Linked DNA regions of Homo sapiens: region 2 is linked to region 1. A link is an interaction called in ENCODE POLR2A ChIA-PET data of the cell type or tissue named here. Cell type or tissue: CD4-positive, alpha-beta T cell. All regions are shown on one strand. Each heading gives the region's core, and the rest is flanking DNA. Links, peaks and the distances in the headings are about the cores only.

Region 1 (5,361 bases), core at 89-5,088:
AAGGGGCCAGGCTGGGGCCAAGGTGAGGGCAGGTACATGCAGGGGCAGATGCTGGGTGTGGAGTAGGTGCCAGGTGCTAGCTGGGCATGAATGTGCACCCGCTCCCTGACCTCTGCTCCCTGACTCTCACAAGGAACTAGCACTGCCTGGAGACAGGAAGAAGCAGCGTACGGAAGGCAGACTCTCTGGCCAGAGATCTCGCAGCCAGGAGCACAGTGAGAACAGAGCCTAAGCCTATCTGTCCAGAGCCCAGGCTCCCTTTCCCTACAACTGCAGCCTCCTTATTCTGCTCTGGCCCAGCAGAGTGAGGAGGGGCCGCCCACCCAGCCATACCTGCCGGTGGCTGCTGGGGGTGCATGGTCAGAAGAGGAAAGATGCGGTTCAGGTAGTCATTCAGCAGCTTCTCCTGCACAATGCCTGAGCCACAAGTCAGAAGGGAGAAAAGGGCCACACGATGAGTGCAGCTCCTGGCCCCTGCTGGCCCCAGAGACTTCTGGTCCTAGGCCAGCCACAGGTGCAGCAAGGCCTGAGGCCTTTGTCCCTTCCTTCTCCTCCCAACAAGAGGAGCCTCCTTCCTTCTCTGCCAGCCCTTACCTGTGACCCTGGATTTCTCAGCATCTGAGGTCAGCCTACAGCTCTTGCGGGAGAAAGACACGCCGGCCCCCTTGGATGCCATCCTTCGTCTCTCATGGGCAGCCAGTGGTCCTGGAGGCTGAGGCAGACACAGAGCCTGTCTACTCAGGGCCAGCCAGGGGCCCCCACACCTGACCTCAGTCCTGCCATGGCAGGAAGTCTTGGGAGCAGGTGAGGCCAGGGGCATGCACACTAACACATAGGACAGGGGAATGCAGGGGCTCCCAGCTTCCTACACAGGCAGGGTAGCCAGGGTCTAGGCCCATGTAACAGGGACCACTTCTTGTTCTCCAGTGTCCCTGTGCCCAGCACAGGGCTGGGCAGAGAGCAGGTACCAGATATATTTTTGCCAAACCATAACAAAATGTCTCAGCTCTGTGGAAATCAGACCAAAATGTCCAAAGTGAGGTGTCCTAGGGGCAGAGCCCCTGTATTCATCTCGGTTGTAAGCCATACTGAGTCCAGCTCACAACCAGAAGCGACAATCCTACACATTCCCCCAAGTGCAGACCACCACTGGTCTGGTCATCTCTAGCCATAAGTCCCACTTACTCCCCACAAGGCTGGAGCCTCTTTCCTCAGCCCTGGGTTCCTCCCTTCTTTTATCCATGGTCCTGATAGTTTCACTGTTCCCACTCACACATGTGGCCTCCCACCTCATCCAAGCACCACCCTTGCCCAGCCCTCATGGCAAACTCCATTGGTCCTCCTAGTGCATCTATCCCTCACATCATGTTGCTGCTGCAGCTGCTCCAAAACCTGCACTGAGTCCCTGGTGCTGGCCTCACTGATGTGTAGCTGTGCTGTCCAACACAGCAGCCGTCATCCACGTGAGGTTACTTAAATTTAAAGTTTTAAAAATTAACAATTCGATTTCTCAGTTGCCTCAGCCACATTTCAAGAGTTCAATGACCACATGTGGCTAACGGTTACTCTATTGGACAGCACAAAGGTAGAACATTCCCACCATCATATAAAGTTCTATTAGACAGCGCAGGTCTAGAGTTTCGCTCTGCAGCACTGCCTTAGCCAGCACTCCCTACTCTGCCGTTCAGTCTCTTATCTCGCCCCAAACAGACCCTCTACTCCCGCCACAAACCCCTGTGGGTCTGCACCACGCCTGCTCCTCGGGAAGGTGATTTTCCCGACCTCGGGCCCTCGGTGGGCCTCCATGATCGGTGCCCCTTCACTACCACAGTAGTTGAAGATCTGATTAAATGCAGTCATTCATTTGATGAGCAGACCTTCCAGACACCCACTCCGGGTGTCAGTTGCTGAGGACCCAGGTGAGAGGCGGACCTTGTCCCCGCCCGGGGACTCCCTGTCACGGCTATCCCGTCCAACCTCGCCGGGGTATCCGGGCTCAGAACTGAACCTACTCCGTCTGGGAGCCCAAGGATGGCTCCCCCAAGTCGCCCCCGCCTGGCCCCAAGCTCCAGAGGACCTGCCAGACCAGCTTCCGCTCGGAGTTTCGCACTCAGATCCCGGCGCTGCAGGTGCCCTCGCAGTGGACTAAACTGGACCGCGAAGGGAATAGCCGGAACCCGCCAGGCTCAGAGCCCTGCCGCCCCTCACTCACCCCGAGCCTCGGCCGCCGCGACCCGGTTCACAACATCCGCCCAACCTCTCGGCTACGGCGTCCGTTCAGGGCCAAATCACGCGCACGCTCGCGCGCTGAGCCTCCAGCCGCGCACGCGCACCGGCCCGCGCCCAGCCTCCGCTAGGGGACCCCCTCCGTGGCTTCCCACCGGGTTGTTCCAGGCCTCAGCTTCGCCGAAAGGCCTCACCACCTCCGACCTCCGCCTGCCCCGGGGATGCTCCCAGCCCTGCTGCGGCAGAACGCGACGTGCTAACCGGAATCCCTAGGCCGCCTGTCTCCTACCCATACTTGGAGGCCCCGCTCAGACGGTCCTGAAAACGTCTGAAAGGCGGTTCCTGCCAGAGTCCCTGCTACCTGTTACCTCCACCCCTATTTAGTCCTAGTGGACAGCTTCGCTCACCTTCCCTGGGATGACACTTCTGGCGGCTGAGATGAGCGAGCCTCTCTGGGCTCTGCCGCCGGGCGTGGGCTGACCTGCCTACAGCTGGGGCCTGATAAGGCAGCAGCAAAAGGGTGGAGGGGAGGCAGTGTTGAAGCTGGGGCAAGTAATTTTCCCCAATTTACAGGGAAAAACCGAAATTCAGAAAAGTTTAATGTCAGCCAGGGGCTGGAACCCAGACCTCTGGCAGCTGTCACTTTCACAATGCCCTTGGGCTGACTAGGCTGCAGAGGGGTTTCACCCCAACCCCAGGGCACCTCAAGTGGCCCCACCAAACCTTCCTAACACCTGACCACTAAGTAGGGAGGCCTCTCAGGGGGCTAGCTGTGCTAGGCCCTTGCAACTGACCTGTGGGACCTGAGGCCTGGCCCCTCATGGCTCCTGTCACCAGGTCTCAGGTCAGGGTCCAGCAGGCCCTGAGCTGACGTGCGGAGCCAGAGCCACCCAATCCCGTAGGGACAGGTTTCACAACTTCCCGGATGGGGCTGTGGTGGGTCACAGTGCAGCCTCCAGCCAGAAGGATGGGGTGGCTCCCACTCCTGCTGCTTCTGACTCAATGCTTAGGGGTCCCTGGTGAGTGCCCCCAACCTTGATCCCCATCTGCCTTCAGGAGGGGCTTGGCCCCATTCTCCTATTCTGGGATGAGAAAAAAGTCAGGGAGCCAGAGGCTCAGTGGGCATGGGGCAGTGACCTTGGCCTCTTGAGCACAGCTGGGAAGCCCTAGGAACACATAGACATGGCCCACTTAGGCCTCTATTAGCACGTCTGCTCTAGCACTGAAGCAGTGTTAGGACCACACAGATGCACGCACACAGCAGGCAGTGACCCCTCCTGAGCCTGATCTACCCCTCTAACCTAGCGTATGCCTTTGTGCAGGTGAGAGCCCAGCTTTGGAGTCTGAATGCCTAGCCAGGGCCCCTGGCTGGGTAATGTGATGGCTCTGAGCCTTAGCATTCTCATTTGAGAGATGAGATGGGGCAAGCTCCATCACCCACTGCTCTCACAGAGCGTGTGTGTTAGATCTGAGCCCGGTGCCTGGGCCACTACACAGAGGCACCGGTGATAACTACCAAGTCTGGGCCTGCTTCCCAGGGGAAATTTTTTGACAAGTATCTGTGCAGGGGGGCTAGACTGGCCCTTGAAAGTGCATACAGGGTCCATCCCAGAAGCCTTGTAGCTTTGATCCCCTGAATGAACAAACTGTGGACATGCCAATACACATTACTGACATGTATGCCCACCTGACCTGCACCCACTCTGCAGGGCAGCGCTCGCCATTGAATGACTTCTAGGTGCTCCGGGGCACAGAGCTACAGCGCCGCTACAAGCGGTGGTGCCCGGGCCTTGGCAGGAGGATGTGGCAGATGCTGAAGAGTGTGCTGGTCGCTGTGGGCCCTTAATGGACTGCCGGTGAGTGGCCACTGGGCATAGATAAGACTGGGGGCAGGGGAGCCTGGGCCGTGGCGTTACCTTGTGCCTTCTTCTCTCCAGGGCGTTCCACTACAATGTGAGCAGCCATGGTTGCCAACTGCTGCCATGGACTCAACACTCACCCCACACGAGGCTGCGGCATTCTGGGCGCTGTGACCTCTTCCAGGAGAAAGGCGAGTGGGGGTGGAGAGGGGCAGGGTGGGAGACAGGGGACCTCAGCCCAAGTTGATCTTCTGTCTCTTGCTCCCAGACTACATACGGACCTGCATCATGAACAATGGGGTTGGGTACCGGGGCACCATGGCCACGACCGTGGGTGGCCTGTCCTGCCAGGCTTGGAGCCACAAGTTCCCGAACGATCACCAGTGGGACAAACACCTTCCCTCCGTCCCGGCCTGGGACCTTCCCCCAGCACACACTATAGTGATGCTCTGGGCCCTCAGGTACATGCCCACGCTCCGGAATGGCCTGGAAGAGAACTTCTGCCGTAACCCTGATGGCGACCCCGGAGGTCCTTGGTGCCACACAACAGACCCTGCCGTGCGCTTCCAGAGCTGCGGCATCAAATCCTGCCGGGTGGGTAAGCGGCGCCGGGTCAAGCTGGGAGAGTGGAGGGACAAGCCCACGCCCATCCACGAACCCACTGGCTCTTTGTCTCCAGCCGCGTGTGTCTGGTGCAATGGCGAGGAATACCGCGGCGCGGTAGACCGCACCGAGTCAGGGCGCGAGTGCCAGCGCTGGGATCTTCAGCACCCGCACCAGCACCCCTTCGAGCCGGGCAAGTACGCGTAGGCGGTATCGGCGCCCTGGGGGCCGGGCTAGGGAAGGTCCAGGACTCCAGGGGCAGGGCTCCGTGTAGGGCAACTGGGCGGGGCCAGATAAGCCAGAGTCCCAGGGTCTTCTTCACGCCCCATTACCGCCCCCAGGTTCCTCGACCAAGGTCTGGACGACAACTATTGCCGGAATCCTGACGGCTCCGAGCGGCCATGGTGCTACACTACGGATCCGCAGATCGAGCGAGAATTCTGTGACCTCCCCCGCTGCGGTAGGCGGCGGGGACCAGGCCTGGGAGGGTACCTGGGAACCTTGGGGAGGGGCGTGGCTTGGCCGGGGAGGTCAGAGGGGCTGGGCGTGACCTGAGAGCATATCCCGTGGAGTACCGTACACCTGGGAAAGGCGGGTTTGGTCCCAGCCCCAGAGGGATCTCAGCTGTCGCTCGGGGCCGGACCTATCTCGGTCCATCTAAGGGTCCGAGGCA
Region 2 (5,361 bases), core at 220-5,219, 62 kb after region 1:
GCACCCCAAGATGCGTTGCTCTCCAGGCCAGGGTCCTACTCAGCCATGCCTTTGCCGTGGGATCTTGGCCAAGCCACACCCCTCTCTGGGGTCTCTTCCCCATCGCTAGAGGGTCTTTCAGGTTCCTCCGGGTTAAGATTCAAGCCCAGCCCCGCCAGGCAGAGGACCCAGGTTCCTGGGAAACTCCCTCCCCTGGCTCCTCCCTGATTAGGAGGGTGGAGAGATCGACGAGGAGGGGGCCTTGAGCTGCACCCCAGGGGGAGAACTGCCAGGAGATCGGCCTTCTCCCTCACAGATCGGCACAGGCTCCATGGGGAAGGGCACAGCACAGGCCCATCCCTAGTGACCTGGCTGGCAAGCCAGCTCTCCTTGCCAGACCTGGGACCTGGAGCAGACTCCCAACACCAGCCCGGCCTGTCTCCTGATGGGGCCCTTGGGGTAAGGGTAGGGCCTGGATGGCCAGCTGAGCAGTGATGGGCAGCCAGAGCTCAGGCTGCCAGGCCTGCCATTCCCCCGCCCTGCCCGGTCTGTGCGTCTGACCACAGGCCTGTCCCCTCCCGGTGCAGAGGGGGCTGTGGTAGGGGCCCTGCTTACATTGCCCATGCTGCCCCTGCTGCCGGCAAGCCCGCTTGCTCCGCTGCCTCCTGCCCAGGCCTGCTCCTCCTTGCCCCGTGCCCCCTCCCTACCTAAGAAGTGTCACAGGCACCCTGGGAGAGAGAGGCAGGCCTGGCACCAGGTAACGGCTCAGCGGCCGCGCTCATTGGCCCCGTAATTAGGGGCTCTGCTGGAGTGTTTGCCTTTTCTGGGCCAGCGTCTTCTGTGGCTTGGGTCTGTCCCTGCCTCAGCTGGGCCTGCTTGAGTGAGGGGACCAGGGCACACACACCCCACCCATTCCAGGGGACCAGGCCCTGTTACCTACCGCAGGAGTCAGGGGAGCCATAGGAGGTGGCATGGGCAGCACCCAAAGGTGCTCTTTACCTGGGCAACAGCAGTGGGTGCTGAGGGCACCAAGCCCTGACCCCTGTAGGCAGCAGATAAGAGGCTGGGCCACAGCAGGTGTACTGCGCCTGGCCTGAGCCACCCAGCTCTGCAGTCTGGGACTGTGGCTTCAAACTTTCCCTCCCCGACTTACTAGCTATTTCAGGCGAGTCACCTGTGCTTTTTGTGCCTATGTTTCTTTATCTGCAAATGGGGGTAACAGCACTACTTGCTCTGCTGAGCTCCAGGACATGGCGCCCAGTAAATGCCATACTGTCAAATTTTTTTTTTTTTTTTTTTAGACGGAGTTTTGTTCTTGTTGCCCAGGCTGGAGTACAGTGGCGCGGTCTTGGCTCAGTGCAACCTCCACCTCCTGAGTTCAAGCAATTCTCCTGCCTCAGCCTCCCAAGTAGTTGGAATTAAAGGCACCCGCCACCACACCCAGCTAATTTTTGTATATTTAGTAGAGATGGGGTTTCATCATGTTGACCAGGCTGGTCTCGAACCCTGACTTCAGGTGATCCACCCGCCTCAGCTTCTCAAAGTGCAGGCATGAGCCACCACACCCGGCCTGTCAACTTTTTTATTTTATTTTATTTTATTTTTAGACGGAGTCTTGCTCTGTCACCAGGCTGGAGTGCAGTGGCGCGGTCTTGGCTTACTGCAACCTCCGCCTCCTGGGTTCAAGCGATTCTCCTGCCTCAGCCTCCCGAGTAGCTGGGACTACAGGCGTGTGCTACCACACCTGACTAATTTTTTTTTTTTTTTGTAGTTTTAGTAGATACGGGGTTTCACCATGTTGGCCAGGATGGTCTTGATCTACTGACCTCGTGATCTGCCCGCCTCGGCCTCCCAAAGTGCTGGGATTACAGGCATGAGCCACCGCGCCTGGCCTGAGCCACTGCACCCAGCCAACTATTTTTTTAATGTACTGTGAAGAGTAACTGAGATTACACCTTTAAGGCACTCGGCAGGGTACCTGCCTAAGTCAGAATCCAATGAATAGTGTTTGCTGTCCTATGACCACTAGCAGCTGCATCCAGACAGGCCCTCAGGTGCCCTGGGCTCTGGTGCCACCCCCCATGGTCCCTCGACAGAGTCACAGGCTCTCTTAACTGATGGGGACCCACCACTGATGCAGAAATGTCCTTCCCTGTGTCCATCCCGGCTTATATACCCTAGTGACAGAGTGCTGACTACCTGCTGGGCCATTCATTCTCTTCCAGAGACTCTTTCTCGGGGGGAAGTTCACCCTCAGGCCCACCTGCAGCCTCTGGCCTCTGGGCCTTGCTGTGTTCTGCAGCCCCCAGAGCCAGGACCATCCCCCTGTGCTGGCAGGGACGACAGATGGACAGACGGTGCTCAGGGCACAGACCATCTGCCTTCTTCCCTCCGGGCCTCATTTCACAGCCACTCCATGGCCAGGCTGCCCCATGGAGTTGGTCCGCATCCTTTTGGGGTTGGCTGTGAGGCCCACTCTCTTCCCTGCCTATTGCCTCAAAGCAGGCATTGTACCAGATGGTGCAGAGCCCTCACTTGGAGACATCCACAGCTGAGTTCAAGTCCCAGTAGGTCACTTCGTGGCTGTCTCACCATAAAAACATAATTTAAAAAGAGTAGCATGGGTTTCCAGTTATGACCCAGCCATGAAGTCAGCTAATATATGGTGCAGGGGCAGAGAGGTGGCTCCTGGTCAGGCCATCAAGGTAGGTTCTCCACTCTACCACTTACTGGTGATGCGATCCTGGTGCCCCGCAGACTCCCTTTACCCATATGTGGAACGGGACACTTACACTCTCTTCTGCAGAGGGTGGCTGTGAGTTATACCCAAGCTAATGTCTATGGGTAGGTGAATGAGCCTGCCTGTTCCCAATGGGGCCTGTCTTGTGATTTCTCCAGCCTTACCCCTTGGGGTGACCCTGTTCTTCCCTGTCCTCTTTCCGTTAACCTTTGTGCCTCTACTCCCTCAGTCCCCAGCAGGCAGTGGTTCTGGGCTGACAGGTCGTGTGGGGTAGCGGGCTTCACGTCTCTGAACCTCAGCTTCCTCCTTGGTAAAAGGGGTGACGACACCCACCACTGGGGTGGAGGGGCGAGAAGAGAGAATGCAACAGGAGCAGCGCAGGGATCGTACCAGGTTCTCCACCGTGCGCAGGCAGTGGGTGCAGTGGCTGTGGCCGTTGAAGTCCGACAGGTCAGCGGCCGCGTACCCGTCGCGGTCGCGGACTTCCAGCTCCGCGCCGTTCACTACCAGGATCTGGCAGCACTGTGGGGGCACGCAGTGAGGACCCGGCCGCGGCCACGAGCTGGGACCCCCGCGCCCGGGCAGGGCCGTGCGGAGAGCGCGGTGCCAGCAGAGGGCGCGCGCCCCCACCCCGGGCCCGCGCTGACCTCTAGCTCCCCGTTCTCGGCGGCGTCGTACAGCGCGGTCCCGCCCCACAGGTCAGCCGAGATCTCCCCGCCGTGCAGCAGCAGCCAGCTGAGCACCTTGCTGTGGCCGCGGCTCGCCGCGAAGTGCGTGGCGGTGGCGCCGTCTTTGTCCTGCTCCGACAGGCTCACGTCGGTGCAGCTCACCTGGGCGGGAGGGGCGGGGAGAGAGGGCCGGGGGATGGGGGCCAGGCCCCTGCAGGCCCCGCCCACGGTCCTCCGCCCCACTCCTGATGGCCCCGCTCCCTCCACTCCCCGCCCTGCCGGCTCCGCCCCGTCTCCCCTCCGCACCGCCCGGGCCCGGAGCTCACCAACCACACGATGACCGGGCTGTGGCCCATCTGCGCCGCGGCGTGCAGTGGGGTCATGCCGTCGTGGGCGCGCGCGTGCGGGTCCGCGCCGCATTCCTGCACCAGGTACTGCGTCACCTCCAGGTGGCCCTCCTGGCACGCCAGGTACAGGGGCGTGGCACCGTTCTTGGTTTGGGCATTCACTCCCCTGCGGAGACACAGCGCCCACCGTGGGCTTTCAGCGCCTCACCCCCTCCGAGGCCTCCTTACCCGCCCCCCTCCCCTCCCGGGGAGCCCTGGACGGCAGGGAGAGTGGGCGGGAGAGGGCCCTGTCACCGGCCCGCTGCCGCCCGGGGGGCTCCGCCTGGACTGAGTCCTGAGCCACCCTCCCTCAGAGGCCCCTGAGGGCGTCCCACCCAGCACTGCCCTGCCCTCAGTCCCACTTTTTTTTTTTTTTTTTTTTTTTTGAGAAGAAGTCTAGCTCTGTCGCCCAGGCTGGAGTGCAGTGGCTGGATCTTGGCTCACTGCAATCTCTGCCTCCCGGGTTCAAGCGATTCTTCTGCTTCAGCCTCCTGAGTAGCTGGGATTACAGGCATGCGCCACCACGCCCCGCTAATCTTTTGTATTTTTAGTAGAGACGGGGTTTCACCATGTTGACCAGGCTGGTCTCGAACTTCTGACCTTGTGATCCGCCCGCCTCGGCCTCCCAAAGTGCTGGGATTACAGAGCCACCGCGCCCAGCCTCAGTCCCACTTTTTAACCGAGGTCTACAAAGATGTGGTGAGCTGGCCTTTCCTCCCCTCTCGCCCACTGTCACCATGAGTCCCCACAACTGCTGTGTCTGACCTCTATCCCTTTCATCGTGTGCCCCCTCCATCTGGAATGTCCTTCCATCCTCCTCCCTCTTGAAGACTCAGTACCCATCCCTCCTCCATGAGGGCCACCCTGATTTATTTCCCCCTTGCTGGCCTCCGCCCCACACTGCCCAGGGCCACTATGAGCATGACCTGTCATGCTTGGTTGACCATAACTGATTTTGACCTTTGCCTCCCCCAGAAGACTGAGTTCCCAGCGGGCAGGGTGGTAAGGGTTGCCAGACAAAATGCAGTTCACACAGTTCAACCGGAATTTCGGATGAACGGATAATGCTTTAGTATTCTATATCCCAAATATTGCATGGGACATACTTATACTAAAATACAACTTTTTTATCTGAGATTCAAAGCTAGTCAAACATCCCGGGTTTTGTTGTTGCTGTTTTTGTTAATCTGGCAGCCCTCGGGATGTCCACTATGTACTGAATGCTTCTGCTGTGCTAGCTCTGGGCTACGGCACTGGCAAGCAGGTTCTTCTTTTTTTATTTTTATTTTTGAGACGGAGTCTTTCTCTGTCATCCAGGCTGGAATGCAATGGCGCAATCTCAGCTCACTGCACCCTCTGCCTCCTGGGTTCAAGCCATTCTCCTGCCTGAGCCTCCCAAACAGCTGGGACTACAGGCATGTGCCACCACGCCTGGCTAATTTTCGTATTTTTAGCAGAAACCCAGTTTTGCCATCTTGGCCAGGCTGGTCTCAAACTCCTGAGCTCAAGTGATCCGCCTGTCTCGGCCTCCCAAAGTGCTGGGATTACAGGTGTGAGCCACTGCGCCCGGCCATCAACTATTACTGTG

The links. ChIA-PET counts read pairs that join two places held together with the same protein. Peaks named below come from ENCODE experiments on the same cell type or tissue, not always from the same donor. Only the 100,000 strongest peaks of a DNase experiment are listed, where the experiment ranks them.
Region 2: POLR2A ChIA-PET joins it to region 1 with 5 read pairs; 5 of 35 experiments call an interaction of 5 or more read pairs at or near these places.

The regions. Positions count from the first base shown.
Region 1 is chr1:16,642,434-16,647,794 of GRCh38, forward strand. It overlaps the pseudogene CROCCP2 and the pseudogene MST1P2. Among named protein-coding and RNA genes, the nearest start is that of RNU1-3, 22 kb to the right of the region's middle. RefSeq lists enhancers at 1,951-2,741, 2,172-2,291, 2,382-2,481, 2,742-3,531, 4,243-4,862. In CD4-positive, alpha-beta T cell, for the core only: CTCF peaks have their summits at 2,378 and 2,577; DNase peaks (open chromatin) are centred at 738, 1,458, 2,308 and 3,018; H3K4me3 peaks cover 2,336 bases; H3K27ac peaks cover 1,650 bases.
Region 2 is chr1:16,704,179-16,709,539 of GRCh38, forward strand. It overlaps LOC124903858 (a long non-coding RNA gene), which reads left to right. Exons shown (of 3, transcript XR_007065500.1): 3 at 1-1,277. It also overlaps the pseudogene ESPNP. Among named protein-coding and RNA genes, the nearest start is that of TRG-CCC5-1, 20 kb to the right of the region's middle. RefSeq lists enhancers at 3,415-3,954, 3,955-4,493. In CD4-positive, alpha-beta T cell, for the core only: a CTCF peak has its summit at 3,385; no DNase peak of the experiment used is centred there.